Regions from separate parts of the Homo sapiens genome. Here region 2 is linked to region 1. A link is a loop called in an ENCODE intact Hi-C map of the cell type or tissue named here. Cell type or tissue: mammary epithelial cell. All regions are shown on one strand. Links, peaks and the distances in the headings refer to the core of each region. The heading gives the core; the rest is flanking DNA.

The links. Hi-C counts contacts between places; a loop is a spot of excess contacts. Peaks named below come from ENCODE experiments on the same cell type or tissue, not always from the same donor. Only the 100,000 strongest peaks of a DNase experiment are listed, where the experiment ranks them.
Region 2: a loop joins it to region 1, with 19 times the contacts of the local background. A loop is called at or near these places in 6 of 110 quality-filtered maps.

The regions. Positions count from the first base shown.
Region 1 is chr10:119,440,960-119,451,897 of GRCh38, reverse strand. It overlaps GRK5 (G protein-coupled receptor kinase 5), which reads right to left. Exons shown (of 16, transcript NM_005308.3): 11 at 9,810-9,899; 12 at 8,146-8,354; 13 at 3,638-3,775. Among named protein-coding and RNA genes, the nearest start is that of MIR4681, 68 kb to the right of the region's middle. RefSeq lists enhancers at 842-1,341, 7,029-7,819. In mammary epithelial cell, for the core only: a CTCF peak has its summit at 6,369 (motif pointing right); no DNase peak of the experiment used is centred there.
Region 2 is chr10:119,134,286-119,145,223 of GRCh38, reverse strand. DENND10 (DENN domain containing 10) reads right to left here. Exons shown (of 9, transcript NM_207009.4): 9 at 7,240-8,753. The coding sequence ends at 8,577. SFXN4 (sideroflexin 4) reads left to right here. Exons shown (of 14, transcript NM_213649.2): 14 at 3,905-4,457. The coding sequence ends at 3,982. Among named protein-coding and RNA genes, the nearest start is that of SFXN4, 26 kb to the left of the region's middle. RefSeq lists an enhancer at 2,276-2,777. In mammary epithelial cell, for the core only: a CTCF peak has its summit at 5,574 (motif pointing left); no DNase peak of the experiment used is centred there.

The DNA.
Region 1 (10,938 bases), core at 1,932-9,931:
GAGGGTAGAGGCTACCTCCTGCTTATAGTCTCCTGACATTTGGCTAATACGAAGGTTGTGAATCAGTGCACCGGCTCAGCATGGGCTCCGCCATGCCAGGAAGGTTCTAGCAATGGTCTCAGGGCTCGGCACTTTCTGGGACTCTCCCCTCCAGTCTGCTCTGGTCTCCAGCTCAAGGCTCAAGGCCATGCTGTCCCCAGCAAAGCAAACCATGGGCCCAAGTGCACGTGGACGGAAGCAGGGGTGCGGGCAGGGGTGTCCAGTTGCAGAGCTGCGACCCTTCTCTAGTTCCCAAAGCCCGGGGTGCACGCCACCGTGGAACTCAGCGGACTTTTAGCTGGAAGCAAGACCACATCATTCACATGCTCAGCGCAGAATGAAAACGCAGGGTCCATGTTCCACATTTAGAATTTTAAGATGGCAACAGAGGGCACTGAGCCAGGTGTGGGGACCCAGGGTGCCCTAGGGGGTGCCAGGTCAAGCTCACGAAGCTGGCCCTGGGTGGCTTGCAGAGGAATGTTAAGAAATGAGCGTATTTTAAAAATCTGTAATGGAACAGAAAGTTACCTGGCACACCCAAACCCCTCTTTCATGGCTATTATTTCCTTGGAAAGGTTTCCTTTTAAAATACATTGATTTTTATTTTAAAAAAAGAGTCAATGGAAGTGAAAAAGATGATGTCACTCACAGTGCTCGTGGTTTAGGAATGTGGCAGCAGCCCCGACAGTGGTGTGGGGATGGGATGACTGTGGGGGGCTGGCATGGATGACTGTGGGGGGCTGGCAGGGACGACGGTGGGGGGCTGGCAGGGACGATGGTGGGGGGCTGGCAGGGATGACTGTGGGGGGCTGGCAGGGACGACTGGGGGGGCTGGCAGGGAAGACTGTGGGGGGCTGGCAGGGAAGACTGTGGGGGGCGGGATGACTGTGGGGGGCTGGCAGGGATGACTGGGGGTTGGCGTGCAGCCTGGGGAGGGCCAGTGGGGAAAAGGCAAAGTCCCCAGCTCACAGCGGCTTCGCACTCCAGGGCCTGCAACCTTTGCTGACCTGAGGCCTCGGATGCCAGGAACAGAGGCCCTGGGCCACAGGGTACACGGCTGAGGCAGGAGGGCACCGGTGGGCTGCTCTGTGCACCTTGTCAGGCTGTGCGCTTTGCGGGGCTCTGCTACCTCATCCTCCTAATGCCCTGATTCGAAGTGGCCAGGGTCACTCCCAGGGTGACCAACTGTCCCTGTCTCCCCAGGACACAGGACTTTCAGTGCTAAAAGCAGGACAGTCCCAGGCAAAGCAGGACAGTTGGTCGCTCTGACCCTCAGAGCCGCCTCCTTCCACATGCTGCTTCCAGGGCCTGGAGCGCTTTTCTCCAGCCATGCCTGGGTGCACGCACGGAGGCCCCGCTACTCTCCCATCTTCCCGGAGGCTGCCTGTTCTCTTCTCTTGTGACTCGTATTTCTACTTCTATTTAAGGGGTTTTGCTGACACCCCTGCTCCTCTTCAGACTGGAAACAACCAACTGTTTTGTGTGCCATGGGATCTCCCTTGGGGCCTGGCACGGGACCTGGAGTGTGCTGGAAGGTAGAGGAATAGCTCCAATGCGATGACTAATCTCAGCCCGTCACCATAGCAATAGGTAGCCCAGAGGCCACAAGGATGGCCACCCGGGTTCCAAACCTTTGCCACACCCCCAGTCTGGATGCCCACATCCTCTCCAATTTCGGACATCAGCCCAATGGCACAACCGTGATGTTCATGCACTCAACACTATGTGGTTTCCTGGAACACCAAGGAGTGGCCACTCCCAAAGCCCTTGGCACTAAAAACAAACAACAAACAACACACTCCTTGCATGTGGCACTTCCCATAATAGTGACTCTCAACCCTGGCTCTACGCTAGAATCAGCTGGGGAGGTTTCAAAACTCCTGAAGCCCGAGTCTTACCCCAGACTCCCTGGGGACTGCATCCAAGGCGAGTGTTGTTCATGCTCCCCAGGCGGTTCGCCAGGCAGCCAGGGTCGAGAGCAATGCTGTGATTACCATCCTCCCCCTGCCTGCTCAAGCTCATCTGCAGATTGAGTTTGCAGCATTCAGTGACTTTCACTTTTTATTTTTTGAGATGCAGTCTCGCTCCGTCGCCCAGGCTGGAGTGCAGTGGTACAATCTCAGCTCACTGCAACCTCTGCCTCCTGGGTTCAAGTGATTCTCCTGCCTCAGCCTCCCAGGTAGCTGGGATTATAGGTGTGTGCCCCCAAGCCTGGTTAATTTTGTATTTTAGTAGAGATGGGGTTTCACCACGTTGGTCAGGCTGGTCTCGAACTCCTAACCCGACTGCCTCAGCCTTCCCAAGTGCTGGGATTATAGGCATGAGCCACCGTGCCCGGCCTACTCTTTATATTCTCAGTGGCCCCCGTGTTTCTCCAAAAAGCATTCCCTGATTACCCATCACACTGATGCCATCCCTGGCCAGACGGGGTCTGTGGTGTGGTTGCCATGGACACTGATCCGCACCTAGCAGCTTCCCAAGCCACCTTCTGTCCCAGAGGACCAGGGAATCCCCATGTATAGGGGGTGCCAGAGTTCCAAGGACGGTCCCCACCTGCCTCCACTCAGGGCGGTACTGGTAAGTGATAACCACTGGTTCTGGGAGAGGGGGACGCAGAGGCCCTGATTTGTAGCATTTGCAAATTGCTGCTGTGCAGATGCTACCACCAGATCTACTGTAAGCTACCGACGCAAAGCCATTGGACACGGAATTGGGAAGAGAGGTGCACATGAGCTCTCTGGAGATGCAGTCATTCGCCTGCAGCACACTGCTGCTCCCACGGCCTCCATAGTCCCCGGCCCAGTCCCCCTGCCAGCAAGGGGTCATCCGCGGGAGCGTGGCAGGAGCCGAAGCACAGCAGGCCTTCCTGGCTTCTGACTCCCTGACTTTAAACAGAGCAGGCCCCGGAATCACAGCACGTATCCCGCACAGATCACCCAGCCTCTGCCTGGTCTGCATCTCTTGGGCCTCTGATCCAGCTGAGAGCTCATGATTTATAGACCATGTAGGGGACTTTCAAGGACAATTCTACCTCAGCTGGAATCTTGCCTCACACACCGACTGGGGGACCTGGGGACCTCCTGGGAAGATGCAACTCCCTGCAATGTGAGCTGCTGGGGGAGGGGCCTCTTATGTTTCTGCCTGGCCCAGAACCTGGCGTCAACAGTAGTGCTCGATGCATGCATGCTGGTCAAGATGAACTGAATGTAGTGGCCGTCAATGCTCTTGAAAGCATTCCCCATTCAGTTCTCATTTCACCCTCAAATCTCCCAGGCAGGTGGGAGGCATGAGTGTTACTGGTTTCACTGGACAGGGAGGAAACTGACGCTTAGAAGGAATCTGTCCAGGACCCCCAGACCTGGGAAAGTGCCCAAGTCTCTGGACAGCCAATGTGGGCTCCCTGGCCCACGCCTCTTCTGCACTGCCTGGCGTGAAGTTCATCTGCAGCTTAGGTGAGGAGTGGCCGGGAGGGGACCCTGGTCCCCACAAAGACACGATGTGCCCCACACTCTGCACCAGCTCACTGTGAGGCAGCACTCGGGGGCAGCCCTGGGTACCCTGTGAAGGGAGCTGCTGGGGGCTGGGGGAGGCTACTCACGTCTGGAACGAAGGGAGGGTCCAACATCCCGGCTTCTAAGCGCTTGAAGTTCATGTTCCTGAAGAAGGGGTGTCTCTTGACCTCTGCAGCCCCCTCCTCCTGGCAGCCCAGCCTCTGCTTCGCATCTTTCGTGAGCAGCTGAAACAGAGAGCCCCATGAAGCCACGTCCCCTGGGCCTCTCCTCCTGTCCGGACCTCCTGCCTCCACAGTGTCTGCACCATGCCTAGGAACCCAAGACACGCTGCCCCACCCTGCAAAGGTCTTGCTTCAGGGCTGCCTCTGAGTCTTGGCGTGCATCTGTGCTCACACACTCACAGCCTGGCTAGATGCCTGATGGGACAGGAGAGCAGGAATCTTGTTTCTCTCAGGATTACAGACCTCGTTCCTGGGTTATGGTGGGCACTCATTAATGGGTGTCGAGTCACTGTCACCTCTTCTGTGTAGGGTAAGCAACAAAAGGCAAGGACTGCATCAATAGCTCTGTCTCGTGCACATACTCAGCTAATTTGCAGAGTTGTACCTCCTGGGTGCAAGCCCCTTCCTGACAGAGAAGGCACCACCGAGGCACTTGGCCTCTAGGAGTGCTCAGACTCATGGGGGGCTAATCATGCTCAGAGGACGCATCAAGGTGATACAGATCGGGCACCCCGGGGGCAGGGGGCATGACTGGCTGCCAGCTGGAGGTCAGGGAGCTGCACGGGGAAGAGGTATTTAAGTTGAGTCTTGCAGGACAAATAGGCTTTCAAGGTGTGGGTAGGGGGAGGGGTATACAGGTAGAGGGAACTGCACCAGCAAAGCAGAGTGGCAGGACGTGCAGGGTGAGTCTGGGGAACACCCAAAACACGTTTGACTTAGAAAGCGGGAGGAGGGTGCAGAGATGGGTCAAGGGGAGGGGGCTGGTCAGGGAGAGATGATAGAGGATCCTGAAGGCCAGGTCAGGTGGCGGGATTTTCATCTGGAGGTAGAAGGAGCCAGGGATGGTTGAGGTAGGAGAGTGTCTTCATCAGAACCACGAGGCAGGAAGGTTACTAGGAGAGGAAGAGTCTTTGGGAGCAGACACCCAGGTGAGACGGGATGAGGCTATGAATGAGGCCAGAGGGCTAGACCTGCGCAGGGGGCCTTGACTAGCCATGGCCAGCCACACGACCACAGGGCCCCGGCCCCTGACCTGCACTCCCAGTGCCCCAGCCTCGTGATTCTCTCTTCTCCTCTGCCTTACTGAGCGCTGCAGCTGTACGCAGTTGGTGTCTACTAAGTGTCTGCTTTGAGGCTAAAATCCAGAGGAGCAGACTGCTTGGGGTAGGGGCCCAGCCTTGTCTTTTCCCAATGCCCTGTGCGCTTTGCTCATATTCATCCCATGTACACTTCCTGCTGGTCCTTGTGGGGCAGGCACTGCACCGGCTGGGGACGCCGGGGAGAGTGAGCAGCCAGACTGGCCTCTTGGGGCTCAGGGTCTGGAGGGGGCTGCCCCCCAAACAAAGGAATCGAAGGTGGCATCAGGGCCAGCACCAGGTTCCACCCTTGAAAGGACAAAGCAGAGCACTCAGTCGCTCAGTGTTGCCCCTTAACGCCCCCACGGACCACCAGGCTGGCGGCTCAGGGTCTGGCACTCATGCCTCTGCTTCTCTCTCTGGGGGCTTCACTGTTCAACAAAGGCTCAAGGCACTGGGTTGGGCTGGGCCCAGGTGCTGCACTGTTCTAAGCAGTCCCTCAGAGGCAAGTCTCCTTCTGCAGGGGCTGCAGCAGCTGGCCAGGAAGGTGGCACAAACGAGGATGAGAAAGGCGAGGGGTGGGCTGGGTGGGCCGGGCCGGGCTATGTGTCAGCTCCTGCCAGGTGGGACGGCAGCCAGGGCCTGGGGCTTCTGCTTTTCAAGAGAAGCCAGAAAATCCAGGTTATTACATGAAATCTCCTCATTTCTAAATCTTGGCAATGAACCTACCATTTACTTCTTTTGAAAAACCGTGTGCAGGTTGAACACCCGCCTATATGCTGCCATTTGAAACCCTGGCATCCAGTCAACAGTTTGCAGCCACATCGTCAGGTAAAGAGTTTGCAATCATGCTATCAGGTGGACACCAGGAGAAGTGAGAGGAAGAGAAGGTGTGAGCTGGGATGGGTGGGGCAGGCAGAGCGGGCTTCCTGGAGGAGGGGTACAGATGGGCTGGAAGGACAAGTGAGACCAAGACGGCTGAAAGGCAAGAGGGAGCTGGAGGGGGGCTAAGGCCCAGTGCTGGGACTGAGCAGGGGTTTGGGGAAGATGGAGGCTGAGGTCTGGGCCCATGGACTGGGCTCAGGAGACAAAGTGGTGAGATGTGTGAATTTCTGGGCTCCAGAGGAGGGGGAGTGGGTTCTGCGGCTGCTAAGGTAGAATGGGGGACAGACCTGGGGGCCAGAGACTGGCTTCCTCACTGATTGTGGAGGGACCCTCTTAGGCAGGCAGGGCTGGAGCCACCAGAGCCTAGAAATAGCCCTGTGAACCCAGGACCTGCGAGGTCTCCTGGCAAGTCAGGCTCTGCAGTGTCCTGAGCTGCCACCAGCTGGAGGGGACAAGGTAGGCCTAGATGCCGGAGATGCTGCAGTCAAGGGCGTGAAGGAGGCCTAAGACTAGACTCCCAAGACCAAAGATCATTTGTAAGGGAAGCCGCAGCAAGGCCAGAGGCTTCCAGAGGACAGTGGTTTTGTACCCACGGGACAGGTCCTCCGGGAGCAGCAGGCTTTCTCTCAGTGTCCACCAGGGGGCAGCAGAGGGACAGCAGCACCCTGGTCCAGGCTGCAGCAGGAGATCCCAGCTCCAAAGCCAGGGGCCAAGGTGGGTGTCTGGGGTCTGGGGGTGGGACTGGGGCCCTCTCCGCCTCGTCATCCTCTTAGTACGTCCCATATCCCTGCTGAGATCTCTCAAGACCTGCTTCTCTGATTGCCTGGCCCTGACCTGGGACATTTGGTGATGCTCTGCCCACGGCTGTCTGACCCCTTCTTCTTTCCCTTGTCTCGTTTTGTCGCACCTGACAGATATCTCCCAATGAGACAGCCAAGTATGGCTCACACCCACATTTCCATTTACCCGACCAGTGCTGCACTGCTCCTCCGGTCCCCCCACCCTAGCCCTGGCTGCGATGACCATGTGGCTTTCTCTGAGGCCCCAGCTGCATGGCGGGCCAACAGCTGTGGGGTTAGAGTGTGGGTCTGCTGTACACACAGGACTTCTTCCCACAGCTCTGTGATGTGAGGATGAGGTTGGTGACAGGAAGGGGCCAAGCAGAGGTGTCTGGCTGCAGGAGAGGGGCCTCTGGGGTGAGGAGCCGAGCCAGACCCTCCTGGGGCCGCTTGCGGCGCAGATCTCAGGTCTTCCTGAGCAGAAGCATTGCGACTTTTAATCAACTCCCAGGACTGCTGCTTCCTAAACTCCGGGAGTTGCCTGGGTTGTCAATGCACACGCTGAATCTGCCCCAAAAGTGCCTGCAGATGTAGAGGGGTGGGAAGTGTGGCTCCCCCCTCCCAGGCTCGGTTTGCCCATCTGTGGCTCCGGGTACATGGGATACGGGGTACATCTGTGGCTCCAGGGAGAGGAGAGGAAGTCTGTGGGCTGGCAATTGTGGAGCTGGGTGCTCCGGCCCCTCCTGTCCCTATGAGGCTGGCATTAGAGGGCAGCTGCTTGCAGTGGGGGTGCCAGCACAGCTGTGCTGGGGACCATAAGGAGGAGGGCCCCAAGGGGGCATGGGCTGGACTTGGGGGCTGAGAGCCAGGCAGCAGCAGGAAGTGGCCATCTCCCCACAAAGCCAGCCACTAGTCCTGGTTCCCAGGGAAGGGCCTGAGGGCCGGCATGGGGCGGCCCAGTGGCAGGGGTGCACGGGCGGACTCCACTCCCATATCCCCCACTTCCAATGGCTCCTGTCACTCCTTATCTGGCTTCCAGTCCCCCCATCTGGCCCCACCCACCCAGCTTTTGGGTGGGTCTGACCTCACTATCCCTAGACCCTGTCATGCAGGAGCCAGGCTGGCGTGACCAGCAGTCCATCTAGTGGTGGAAAACTTTGTTATAAGATGTTCAAAGACTGAAATCGTCGCCCCCACCCCCTGTAGCCCTTCGTCTTAAACCAACACCTTAGGATCCAGAGGTGGAGGGAGCAGGAGGCCCACGGGCAGGGGCCGGGGCTTGGCCCAAGGTTGCTTTGTGTCTGGGGCACCAGCTCAGACCATCTCTTCTCCGCCCTGTGTGGACCCCCCCACAGGCTGGATGTGAGGGTGTTCCACACTGTTCCCCTCACCCCTCTTCCCTTGGTTCCTGGGTGTCCCTGCCCCACCCAGGCTTTCTCCTGGAAGTCTCCGCTGACCACCCCAGTCCACAGCAAGGAGTGCCCTCAACTCTAGCTTGGTGGGCTGCAACCCCCACCCCCATGCTCAGACCCCTGTCCCTTCAGCCTGTTTGCTGTTCTGGGGACAGACTGGGGCCAGGCCCAGGGAGGGGAGCCACCAGCTTGAGGGTGGCATCTGGCCACCAGGAGCTCACCATCTTGCAGATGGACTTGGCCTCCTCGGAGAACTTGTGGGAGTACACCTCCTCCGTCTCCAGGACCCGGCGGTCCACCTCCTCCCGCTTCACCTTCTCCTTGCGGCCGCGGAACGGCGACTGGCCCTCGATCATCTCATAGATGAGGCAGCCAAGGCCCCAGTAGTCGGGGCTCAGGCCGTACCTCTGGTTGTTCAGGACCTCTGGAGCTGGGGGCAGAGGAGAGGAGAGAGGAGTGAGGAGGAGGGAGACAGCTGGTGGCGCTGCTCACAGAAGGCCTGGAGTTTCATGGCCGCCACCAACTCTTACCCCACCAACTGCTGTGAATACCACCCCCTCCAGGGAGCTTGCCCTGATGACTCTCCTCTGTGCCCCCGAAGGACTTTGACTGTAGCTTTAGAACTCTGACCACCGTGGATGGAGGTGTCCTGCACTCTTGATGTCCCCTCGCCTAGAACATGAGCTACTTTATTCACTACCGTAACAATATGACACCTGGCACAGAACAGGTGCTATCAGTATATTTGTTTCAATGAATAAAGGTGTATCTACCCAAATTAAAGATGATCTTAAATTTATCTGTAATTCAAACAATCTCTTGCTATGTCTTCTGTACCACTTTGATAAACCGAATTACAGATTTACCATAGAAATACAGAAAAGATAGTTCTGCAGCATCAGCACGTATGTCTGGAGGGAAATGCATCCACACATGTGCTGGTTTGCACACAAGAGCCGGGGCAGACAGATGCATGGAACACTCTGCAAAAGGAGACCCAGGCAAATGCACACACAGGTAGGCAGATCTATCATCCACCCATCCATCATCCATCATCCATCCAACCATCCATCCACCCGCCCACCCGCCTACCTATCAATCATCGATCAGCATTCATGTGGGCACACACACACTCACATACACACAGACACACACTCCACAGGTTGCCAAATGTCATGCAATCTGAAAAGGACCCTCTAGCACCAGAGACAAGGCACACCTCCTGTGCAGCTGCTGTCAGTACCAGCCTGACTAGAGGGCGGCAGCGTGCCTGCTCCCCGGGCACGCGCCTCTCAGGGGAAGGAGGGTAGGTGTGTGAAATGCACAGGAGGAAGCCCAGGGCGTGCCCCCAATTGGACGGGGGATTCTAGGGCACAGGACTTAACTCTGGGTCTCTTCCCTGCAACCCCCAGGACGCTGGTCTCAGAGCAGACTGAGGAAAGGTGGCAGGAGCCCAAGGCTGCTCTCTACTGGAATCATGCTTGGTGACACAGCAGCTGTGCGCGCCTCTCATTTGCGGGCTCTTGTGAATTACCTCCTTCCTCTCAAAGGCCTCTCCTCCCAGACCCCTGCTTCAATGTGGCCTCCCCTAGCAGCGCTGTATGCCAGGCCCCGACCCCTAAGAGTGGCTTGGCTTTGGACACAGGTGGGGCTGGGGGCCTGGGAGTGCAGAGAGCTCAGAGCAGTCATCACATCTGGGGCCCCTGTGCTCCCCCTCCCCCTGGCTAAGGCCGCCCCCCAGCAGCCCTGCAGAGACTGTGACTCTGTGTGTGATCAGCAGTGCATGAAGAGGCGAGAGGCTCTGCGGGCAGGCTCTGGGGGCTCGGCCGGCGGTGAGCAGGTGGTGGGTCTCAAGGTGCATTGACACAGGCAGCCCAGCACTCACCCATGTAGCCAACAGTGCCCACCCGGCCGCGGATCAGGTCTCCCTCGGGGATCTTCACAGCCAAGCCCAGGTCTGAGATCCTAATGTGGCCTGAGGGGGACAGCAGGGTCAGTGGGTCCCTGGGACAGCCGCATGGGCACCCGGCCTTGCTGTGTGCCCTTGGGCAAGGCATACGAGCTCTCGGCATTCTCATCTGTCCAAGGACAACAGGGACCCCAATCTGCCATCTCAGAGTGACCACAAGAGCCTTGGGAGAGTGCAGGTGTGGGAGGACACAGGAAAATGCCCACTCTTCAGGAGTGGAACATAAAGATGCAATAGGATGCCTGGACCCGGCTGGACGTTGACCGACCTGCCTAGTCAAAGGCTGAATGGGCTTCCTGGAACGCTGAGGTCAGAGAATCTTGGCTTGGTTCTGGGATTACTTCATGGGAAAAATGTGAGGTTCTTCTGGCATTATGCAACAATTTGCTTAAGGGGAAAAAATTATAAAACGATTTGGGAAGCAGCTCCCCGGCCTGCCTTGTTGGTCTCTGGAGATTGGTTGTTTTTCACTTTAGAGAAACGAGAAGGGAAAACATCTGGTCTGACCTGGCAGAGCCTGGAGATGAATCCCAGCTCACAGCCCAGGACTGAGCCCCCAGAGCGGGAGACGCTGAGCTGAGGCTCCACTTTGGTCTTTGTCCCTCCCACAGCCCACCTGGGCAGGGTCGCGGCCACAACTTACCCCACAGGAAGGAACACGTCCCCTTCCCTTCCCTGCCTATGGACACCAGGGCCCCACCCCCATCCCTCCAGCCTAGATGTCAGCAAGGGCCAGTGTCGAGACCCCGCCAGGCTGGAGCCGTGTGGACTCCCTGGCTCGGTGGGGGCTGACAGTCAGGATAGCAGAGGAGCAGCGTGGGCTTGGTTCTTAGACCAAGGGAGGCACCGGGCACATCCAGAGAGGGGCGGCAGGCCTGGGCCCTCCGACCGCCCCTCCACAGGGCAGTATCCCATGCAGACCTCTCTTCAGGTCATCAGCGACCCGGTTTCTCCCCTCCCTCTACTGGGGGCTGCCAGGTTCTGGGGCCTGGTGGGAGGAGACCCAGTTTCTGCCCTCAGCTCCCCACTGATGCTGCTGGGTGAC
Region 2 (10,938 bases), core at 1,214-9,213, 310 kb after region 1:
ATATTGAGTAGGCTGCGGAGGAGGAAGAGGGATTGGTCTTGCTGTCTCAGGGGTGACTGAGGGGGAAACAGTATATAAGTGGACCTGCATTGTTCAAACCTGCATTATTCAAGGGTTAATTGTAATGATATTTATATTTAATTCTATCCCTCAAATCTCTTGGTGCAGTTTTGGGTTCTGTTTTTCTTAACAATATTTCATAAGCCTTTTTTTCTGGGGCATAAAAAGAAATCTTTTAAAATTACTTAGAGAAATTTTAAATACTCCAAAATGTTCTATAACTACGCCCTCTCCAGTGGAACTTTCTGCAGTGATGGAAATGTTCTATAATAGATTGGTGCTGTCCAATTATGGTAGCCATGAGCTACGTGTGCTACTGAGCACTTCAGGAGAGGCTGGTGTGACTAGGGAACTGAATTGTAAATTAAGTTAAATTTTAAATTAGGTACTCTTGTGTGCTTAGTGGCTATTGGACAGCCCAGTTCTATAGATAATTTATAATATAATTTATGATGAGTCAGGCTGCTTGGACTCAGATTCCAGCTTCTCCATGACCTTGGTCAACTTGCTTAGTTTTCTTATCTGTTAAAGAGAGCTGAAGATAATGGCATCTCTGCAAAGGGTTGTTGCTTAGTAGGTAGCAAGGACATTTTTTTTTTTTTAAGTCAGAAAGCCAATTTTTTTAATTTCCAAAGCTCTGCCATAAATTGCTAGCAGATGTCAAAGACATTACTGATGCTAGCAGATATTAGCAATTTTTTTTTTTTGAGACGGAGTCTCGTTCTGTCACCCAGGCTGGAGTGCAGTGGCGCAATCTCGGCTCACTGCAAGCTCCACCTCTCGGGTTCATGCCATTCTCCTGCCTCAGCCTCCTGAGTAGCTGGGACTACAGGCGCCCGCCACCACACCCAGCTAATTTTTTGTATTTTTTAGTAGAAATGGGGTTTCACCATGTTAGCCAGGATGGTCTCGATCTCCTGACCTCGTGATCCGCCCGCCTCGGCCTCCCAAAGTGCTGGTATTACAGGCGTGAGCCACCACGCCCGGCTGATACTAGCAGTTTCTTGGCTAAACATTTCAAATGTTCATTTCTGTCACTATAAATATATATGTCCTCAAAAGCATTTATATTTATGGAATGATCTTGTTCAGAACCCACGTTTTATAGGTTTAGGTTGTAGGATCATTCATTCAAGCAACTTTGCCAGCACAACGTAGAAGTTTCAGATTATTTTAGATAGTTATGCCTATTACTATGCTATGGGCGAGGGGTTGGGGAGCGAGGCAGCATCTCAGAATAAAATTTCAGGCCAGGCACGGTGGCTCATGTCTGTAATTCCAACACTTTGGGAGACCAACGTGGGAAGATTGCTTGAGGCCAGGAGTTCCAGACCAGCCTGGGGAATGTAGTGAGACCTCGTCTCTACATAAAATGTTCTAAAAATTAGGTCGGGTGCTGTGGCTCATGCCTGTAATCCCAGCACTCTGGGAAGCCCAAGTGGGAGGATCACTTGAGCCCCGGCGTTCAAGACCAGCCAGGACAACATAGCAAGACCTCGTCTCTGCTAAAAATAAAAATTTGGCTGGGCACAGTGGGTCATGCCTGTAATCCCAGCACTTTGGGAGGCCGAGGTGGGAGGATCACTTGAGCTCAGGGTTCGAGACCAGTCTGAACCTCATCTCTCTTCTGAAAAAAATTGTTTAAAAAGAAAAAATAATAATTAGCCAGGCATGGTGGTATGTGCCTGTAGTCCTAGCTACTCAGGCAGCTGAGGTAGGAAGATCACCTGAGCATGGGAGGTCAAGGCTACAATGGGGTCACAGAGTGAGACCCTGTCTCGAAAAAAAAAAAATTAGTAGGGTGAAGCGGCACACACCTGCAGTCCCAGCTACTCAGAAGGCTGTGGTGAGAGGATCACTTGAGCCCAGGAGGGAGAGGGAAGAGTTCATCCCCAGTGGAGGATGGGAAGGGCTGAATGGGCACGTGAGGCTGCAAGGAACAGGCAGGATGCTGGGGGCCAGGTGGCAGGGCCTGCACAGCCAGGCCAAGGAGCAGGGCAGCAGGTAAGTCATGCAAGGTTGGAAGGGGCAGAACTCCCAGAGGCCAGAGTGGAGGCAGGAAAGGGAGTCAGTCTCACGCGTGACCTCAGATGCCAAGACTTGCTTGCTGGACTTTGGAAATATCCTGTTGGGGCCGGGCGTGGTGGCTCATGCCTGTAATCCCAGCACTTTGGGAGGCCGAGGCGGGCGGATCACGAGGTCAGGAGATTGAGACCATCCTGGCTAACACAGTGAAACCCCGTCTCTACTAAAAATACAAAAAAATTAGCCAGGCATGGTGGCAGGCGCCTGTAATCCCAGCTACTCGAGAGGCTGAGGCAGGAGAATGGTGTGAACCCTGGAGGCAGAGCTTGCGGTGAGCCGAGATCGCGCCACTGCACTCCAGTCTGGGCGACAGAGCAAGACTCCATATCAAAAAAAAAAAAAAAAAAAAAAATTCAAAACATTAGCTGGACGTGGTGGCGGGTGCCTGTAGTCCCAGCTACTCGGGAGGTTGAGGCAGGAGAATGGCGTGAACCCCAGAGGCGGAGCTTGCAGTGAGCCGAGGTCGCGCCACTGCACTCCAGCCTGGGTGACAGAGTGAGACTCCATCTCATTTAAAAAAAAAAAAAAAAAAGACACAAAATATCCTGTTGGCTCAAGGAGGGCATGGAGGTGCTTAGATGAGATAAGGAGTTATTACTAATTTTGTTAGGTGTGACAATGACATAGTAGTTTTGTAACTACTGTCATTACTATATCAAGTACTATATCAATAATGATAAGGTCTTTATCATTTGGAACTTGTAGGTGACATGACATGAGAATTGCCTTAAAATACTCAAGGAAAAAAATCCTACTGCTGGGTGTGGGAGGTGCTTGATGAAATGAGATCTGCAAATTGTTAATAGTGATTCCTGAGTGAGCACATGTGAGTTCATTACATTCCTTCTACATTTGTTTTTTGTTTGTTTGTGTGTTTGAGACAGGGTTTCTCACTCTGTTGCCCAGGCTGGAGGGCAGTGGTATGATCATGGCTTACTGCAGCCTTGACTCCCAGGCTCAAGTGATCCTCTGACCTCAGCCCCCCAAGTAGCTGGGACTACAGGAACGTACTACCACACCTGGCTAATTTTTTATTTTTTGTAGAGATAGGGTCCCACTATATTGCCCAGGCTGATTGCAAACTCCCCACCTCAAGCAATCCTCCTGATCTCGGCTCACTGTAACCTCCACCTCCCAGGTTCAAGTGATTCTCGTGCCTCAGCCACTGGAGTAGCTGGGATTACAGGTGTGTGCCACCACACCCAGCTAATTTTTGTATTTTTTGTACCATGTTAGCCGGGCTAGTCTTGAACTCCTGGCCTCAAGTGATCTACCTGCCTCAGCCTCCCTAAGTGTTGGGATTACAGGCATGAGCCATTGTGCCCAGCCATCTTAAAACTTTTTAATGGAAACTTTCAATTATAAACAAATGTAGAGATAAGTAAATAACAATAATGGGCCAAGGATGGTGGTGCGCGCCTGTAATCCCAATCCCAGCTACTCGGGTGGCTGAGGCATGAGAATGACTTGAACTTGGAGGGTGGAGGTTGCAGTGACCTGAGATGGTGCCACTGCACTCCAGCCTGCGCAACAGAGCAAGACTCTGTCTCAAAAAAAAAAAAAAAAAAAAAGTTTAAGAAGTTTCTTTACTGCTTGGGTGATTAAAAAAAAAAATAGGTTACATTTTCTGCTATAGATTAGACATTATTGAAAAAGATGGACTGTGAAATGGTTGCTTTCAGAAAATGATTTTTTTAACTTGGCTTCTAAGGCAAGAAAAACTATTAATAGAAACATTATGAATTTAACTATTTTTCAGATACAGTACTGTAGTCTTGAAGAGAAAATTCAGTCTCCAACAGAAGAAACAGAAATCTTTTATCACAGAGGGGTGTAGGCGTGAGTTTTAGGTGAATTTATGTGGTTCCTGCTTGAAAACCTTCCCCTCTCCAGGTTCGGTTTAGAGAACTTTGCCACAGGTCTTCTGGGGACCCCAGAGGTGTCTGTGCTGACAAGGCGACTTCAGATTCCATACTGAGATCGTTCCCAGGCTGGCGTCTCTGGGGTTTTTAAGGCTGGCTGGAGAAGACAGTGGGAGGGTGCCCCGTCTGACACCCCTGGGGTTGCTGAGGGAACGGTTGGAGTGGGGATCGGCCTGCGAAAGGATACTGTGAAATCACTAATTAACTAATAAACCTGTCTCAAGTTGAGGATTTGAAGAAAGAACACAGAGTCCACCGTGCCCAGGACACAGGTGTTAAATGGATAGGCCGTCTCAAGCGGAACACGTACCCCTGGGGCGCTGTTTACGCCCTCCAACCCCAAAAGCAATCTTGTTTCCTTACTCAGTGTCCTCCATTCTAGACAGCTACTTAAAACCTTTGCCGCCCTCCGCCCAGTGCCTCCTTTCTCCTCTCTGGCAAAGGACCCTGCCTCCTCCGCCAGGAAACAGGTCAGCAGTGGAGCCCCCCACACCCGCACCCACACCCATCCTTCCTCCGTGTAATGCCAGCGTCCTCCAGGCTCTGGGCCTCTCTCTGCTTCCTCAGGGCTGTGCTCTGTAGCCTCTGTCTGCCAGGTCCTTCCCAGAAGTATGTAAACTACTTGTCGGCCAGGCGCGGTGGCTCACGCCTGTAATCCCAGCACTTTGGGAGGCTGAGGCCAGTGGATCGCCTGAGGTCAGTGGATCGCCTGAGGTCAGTGGATCACCTGAGGTCAGGAGTTCGAGACCAGCCTGGCCAACATGGTAAAACCCCGTGTCTACTAAAAATATAAAAATCAGCCAGGCGTGGTGTTGCGCACCTGTAGTCCAAGCCACTCAGGAGGCTGAGGCAGGAGAATCACTTGAACCCTGGTGGCGGAGGTTGCAGTGAGCTGACGTCATGCCATTGCACTCCAGCCTAGGCAATAGAACGACTGTGTCTCAAAAAGAAATAAACTGCTTGTCACCTGCCTCATTAGAGACAGGATCTTGCTGTCACCCAGGTTGGAGTGCACTGGCACAATCAGCTCACTGCAGCCTTGAACTCCTGGGCTCAATGAGGACCCACCTGCCTCAGCCTCCTGAGTGGCTGGGACTACAGGCGCCTGTCACCACGCCTGGCTGTAGCCAGACACTTTAAAAGAGTTGTCCGCCCTCACTGTCTCCACCCCACCTCCCGTTCTGCTAAGATTTCTCTCATCCGTGACCCACCTGAATGTGGCACTGCCACACTGCTGGGCACTCAGGCTGGTCACTGAGCTGCTTACTTGGCTGTACTTTGCCATTTGGATGTCCCAGACACCTCAAACTCAACCCATCCGAACCTGAGATCAGCTCTCCCTCCCAGTCTCAGGAATTGACACCACCACCTCCCCAGGTGCACCAGACAGGATCACTGGAGGCGCCCTCTCCCCACCTTACCAGCCTATGCAGTAGACAGGGCCCAGTACATGGAGTCTGGAACCCACATATGCCCACTGCTACCACCCAGCGCAGTCCAACAGCATCCCCTGCTGGCACTGCCTGGCCCATCTCCTGCCTACTCCCTCCGGTCCACGTTCCAGCCTGCTCTTCTAAACCACACCTGCTGAACAACTGTTTTTTTTTCTTTTGAGACGGAGTCTCACTCTGTCACCCAGGCTGGAGTGTAGAGTGCAGTGGCGCGATCTTGGCTCACTGCAACCTCCACCTCCTGGGTTCAAGTGATTCTTGTGCCTCAGCCTCCTGAGTAGCTGGGACTACAGGCATGTACCAGCCACCACGTCCAGCTAATTTTTGTTTTGCTTTTTTTAAGTAGAGATGGGGTTTCACCATGTTGGCCAGGCTGTCATCTCCTGTCCCCGCGATCCACCCACCTTGGCCTCTTTAAGTGCTGGGATTACAGGCCTGAGCACCGCACCGGGCCTGAAAAGCCTTAAATGGCTTCCCAGTGCGTCAAGATCAAGCCCACCTTCCTCACCACAGCAAGCCTTTCCCATACTCGTATCCTGCCACTCCCTCCCCTCCCTGTAGACCCTCCAGGTCCTCACATGGGCTGTGGTCTCTTCTCAGGGCCTTCACACAGCTGTTTCCTCTGGTCTGAGTAGATGTCTACTTAATGCTTCAGGCCTGACTTTGACATTGATCACTCCCTCTGGGAGGCCTTCCAGGATTGACAGCACTGAACTGGGTCCCCATCTATGTGCTCCAATACCACTCTGTTTCACACATCACGCCTAGCACTAGCCACACTACAGCAGCCTGTTTGCTGACCCTATTCCCCAAGCGGACTGTGCGCAGCACCGCGAGAGCGGGAGCTGCTGCCCATCAGGGTAGTTCAAAATACAACACAGGCATGGCACAGAGTAGGTACCTCAACATTTGAGTACTGGACTAATGCTTCCAACACACCCTACCCCACATTACCAAAGAATTTATCTGTGGTTTTGTTTCCCCAAGGCCAGTATGATGGTTCATTTCCAAATTTGGTGAGGAAAGTTTCATAACAGCCTAAAAGGACAAAATCAGTAAATGGCTCAGTTTGACCATAGGCTGACACTAACCAAAATTAAAGTTAGAGAACAAGATGGGCAACAGCTGCAGGTGGAGGTTTAACCGCTAACAGATGACAGAAATGTGAAGGCATCTTCCAAGGACAGGAGACTGAAGTTACAGAGGCAGCTCCAGGAAGGCGAGTGGAGGAGGGCTAGGGCGGGAGGAAAGGGTGTGTGGGGGACGGCTTGAACTTTTTTTTTTTTTTTTTTTTGAAACCAAGTCTCGCTCTTTTGTCCAGGCTGGAGTGCAATGGTGCAGTCTCGGCTCACTGCAACCTCCGCCTCCCTGGTTCGAGCAATTCTCCTGCCTCAGCCTCCCAAATAGCAAGTAGCTGGGATTACGGGCATGTGCCACCACACCCAGCTAATTTTTGTACTTTTAGTAGAGATGGGGTTTTACCACGTTGGCCAGGCTAGTCTCAAACTCCTGATCTCAGGTGATCCGCCCACCTCGGCCTCCCAAAGTGCTGGCATTACAGGCATGAGCCACCGCGCCCTTGGCCGTCTTGAACTTTCAGACAGGTCTTTTAATAATTCCCTAGCGCCCTCACAGTTGAAAAAAGGTATTTTTTCCCCATTTTCTTTGGAATGAGCAGTATTAGAGAAAGAGGGGACAATTCGTCACCCACCTAAAAGTAGTTGAATATCAAAATATATCAATTTTATTTCTGCATCATAAATTTATAATTTTAACAACTTTGATCATTAGCTAATATAGTAATACAAAAAAATGAGAAAAAAGATGTTAATATTCCTCATTTCCATAAAGTGCAGATTTAATTTTCAATTATTTGCCTTAGTAAACATTGTCTTATTTCAGGTACTCCCTGCCCTCACTCAAAAAAAAGGGAGGGTGTTTAATTTTTATTGAACAAATATGTAATACCAAGAAAAAGATGAAAGACCCAATAATGTTTTTTGCAAACATGTTTCCAGGTAAGATTTCCAAGGACATCAGTACTGAGTGAAAAATAATCCTTTACAGTCAATATGAATGAATACACTAACAAGTACATCATTTAGATCTCCATGCTTATTTGGCAATTCCAGTTATGAAAAAGGTACATAAATAGTACAAACAATTGGCTTGACATGTGGCCAAACTACTTTCATCGAAGTTGCTGGAAGCCTTTCTCTGGTTTTGGCCCCTGTAGGAAGTTAATCTCATATTCCCTTAGCAATAATATAAGGTCACTGTTTCAGTCCTACACACTTTTATATTCAATGGGCTTCTTAGTTTATCACATAAGGACTGGCACTTTTTTCAAAAGAATATTGCTAACAGGGTTAAATGAGTGCTAATGGCTGAACGTTTGCCAAATGCTTACTTCTGCGATAGTATAAATATGGATTATTAAAGTTGTCTACTCAAGTATAAAATATATGCAAAACTCTCATAGGCAAAATGTTCAAAGGCCGGGAAAAACCTTTTTTTTTTTTTTTTTTTTTTAACTTTTACGAGAAAGTGCAACTGCAGGGTCTCTTGAATGATCTTCTAGACAGTTCCGCAGAAAATTAGCAGTTTGGCTCAGAAAGTAGAGTTCCTCAGGAGGAATTAAAGTTCTTCCTAGAAGAATACAAAGCAACGTTTCAGGCAGCTTTCTGAAAATAAACCATTAGCTTATGCCTACACAGCGAGACAAACTGGAACGTGTAATAATGAAGGCTTTCACATTTGTTGTGATGTGCTTTTTTTCTCTTACCCCAGGACCTCTAGCTGTTCTGTAATGTTACATAAAGTAGTTATAGCACTTCGTCCAGCACTGACAGCAGGCAGGAAGCTAATCAGCGAGGAGAAAATCGGAAGTGTGTTCATGTGTTTCATTGTTTTTCAGGTCAAATCTCAATACTTGCAAATAAATCATTAAAAAGATATAACAGTTTCTCTGTTATTTTCAGGACTTCATGTAGTGAGTGGGTAATCAGAGTGAAAGAGGGCTTTCTATCAGTCATCAGTGATACGTTCTGTCACACAGTCAGATTTTCAGCATTTGTTCGGCTGCTGCTAGATGATAAAGGAAGTTTTCTGTTGCTGGTGGAAATCGTTTTTGCTTTAGCGCCTCCAAATTAAGGACTCTCTTTTCTCCATCAGCCGAAACTTCTGAAAACGGTGCTAGGTTGGTAAAGATTTCTCTTGTTTTTAGAGCAATATCCTTTAATAGAACAGGAAAATATATGCAACATGTTAGTATCCGAAATTTGAATATTTAGTCTCTAGAATTCTTCCTATTTTTTCCAGACTGTTTATAAACTATGAAAAATGAGCTTGGCGTGGTGGCTCATGCCTGTAATCCCAGCACTTTGGGAGACCGTGGCAGGAGAATGTCTTGAGTCAGGAGTTAGAGAATGCAGTGAGCCATGATTGCACCACTGCACTCCAGCCTGGGCAACCCTGTCTCAAAAACGAACAACAAAAAAGATAACTCCTTTTTTTGTTGTTGTTTTCGAGACAGGGTCTCGCTCTGTTACCCAGGTTGCAGTGCAGTGGTTCAATCATGGCTCACTGCAGCCTCGACCTCCCAGGCTCAAGTGATCTACCCACCTCAGCCTCCTGAGTAGCTGGGACTACAGGCATGCGCCACCACACCCAGCTAATTTTTAAATACTTTTTGTAGAGATGGGGTTTCACCATGTTGCCCAGGCTGGTCTCAAACTCCTGGGCTCAAGCAATCTGCCCACCTTGGCTTCCCAAACTGCTGGGATTATAGATCTGAGCCACTGCATCTGGCCTGATAATTCTTTTTAAAGAAAAAATTAGGAAAAATGAAACAAAATTAACTTAGAAAAATCATAGTGTGTGGTTTTGGTTTTTTTTTTTTTTTTTTTTTTTTTACAATTTTAGTCATTTTCTGAGTGTATAATTCAGTGGCATTAAGTACATTTGCAGCGTTGCACAACCATCACCACTATTTCCAGCACGTTTCACCATCACAAACAGAAACTCTACCCATTACACAATAACCCCATTTCCCCTCGCTTAGCCCCTGGGAACCTCTATTCTGCCGTCTAACTCTGTGAATTTGTCTGCTCTAGATAGCTCATATAAGTGGAATCATACAACATTTACCCTTTAGTGTCTGGCTTATTTCATTAGCATGGTTTCAAGGTTCATCCATGCTATAGCATGTATCAGAATTCTATTCCTTTTCTCCCCCCCAACAAAAGCCACATTCAAAACATTCCATTCCTTTTTAAGCTGAGTAATATTCTACTGTATATAAAGACTACATTTTGCTTGCCCATTCATCTGCTGAAGGACACTGGGTTGCTTCTGCCACGTTTTGGCTACTGTGAGTAACACTGCTATGGATATTTCCATACGAGTACAGTCATGCACCACATAATGACGTTTTGGTCAACCAGGGACCACATTTACAATGGTAGTCCCATAAGATGATAATGCTATATTTTTACAGTATCGTTTCTTTTCTTTTTCTTTTTTTTTTTTTTTTTTTTTTTTGAGACAGTTTTGCTCTTGTTGCCCAGGCTGGAGTGCAATGGCACAATCTCGGCTCGCTGCAACCCCCGCCTCCCGGGTTGAAGCGATTCTCCTGCCTCGGCTTCCCAAGTCGCTGGGATTAACAGGCGCCCACCACCACACCCGGCTAATTTTTGTATTTTTAGTAGAGATGGGTTTCACCATGTTGGCCAGGCTGGTCTTGAACTCCTGACCTCAGGTGATCCGCCCGCCTCGGCCTCCCAAAGTGCTGGGATTACATGCATGAGCCACCGGGCCTGGCCGAGTCCCTGCTTTCAATTATTTTGGGTATATACCCAGAAACAGCATTGCTAAATCATATGGTAACTTGATGTTTAACTTTTTGAGAAATGCTGCTATTGTTTTTTTGAAGGAATCTCTTCCCAAAAGTCCTCTTCTGCCTGGGATAAGTAACCCGGCACCTGCCACGCAGGCTTTATTCCTTTTGGGTGGCTGAGGACTCACTAAAGCACTCATTAAAATCATGTCTTCTGGCCAGGCATGGTGGCTCACGCCTGTAATCTCAGCACTTTGGGAGGCCGAGGCAGGTGGATCATTTGAGGTCAGAAGTTCAAGACCAGCCTGACCAACATGGTGAAACCCTGCCTCTACTAAAAATACAAAAAAATTAGCCAGGCATGGTGGTGCATGCCTATGGTCCCAGCTACTCGGGAGGCTGAGGCAGGAGAATCGCTTGAACCTGGGAGGCAGAGGTTGCAGTGAGCCAAGATCACGCCACTGCACTCCCGCCTAGGCAACAGAGCGAGACTCTGTCTCCAAAAAAAAAAAAAAAAATCATGTCTTCTGGCCAGGCGTGGTGGCTCATGCCTGTAATCCCCAGCACTCTGGGAGGCTGAGGT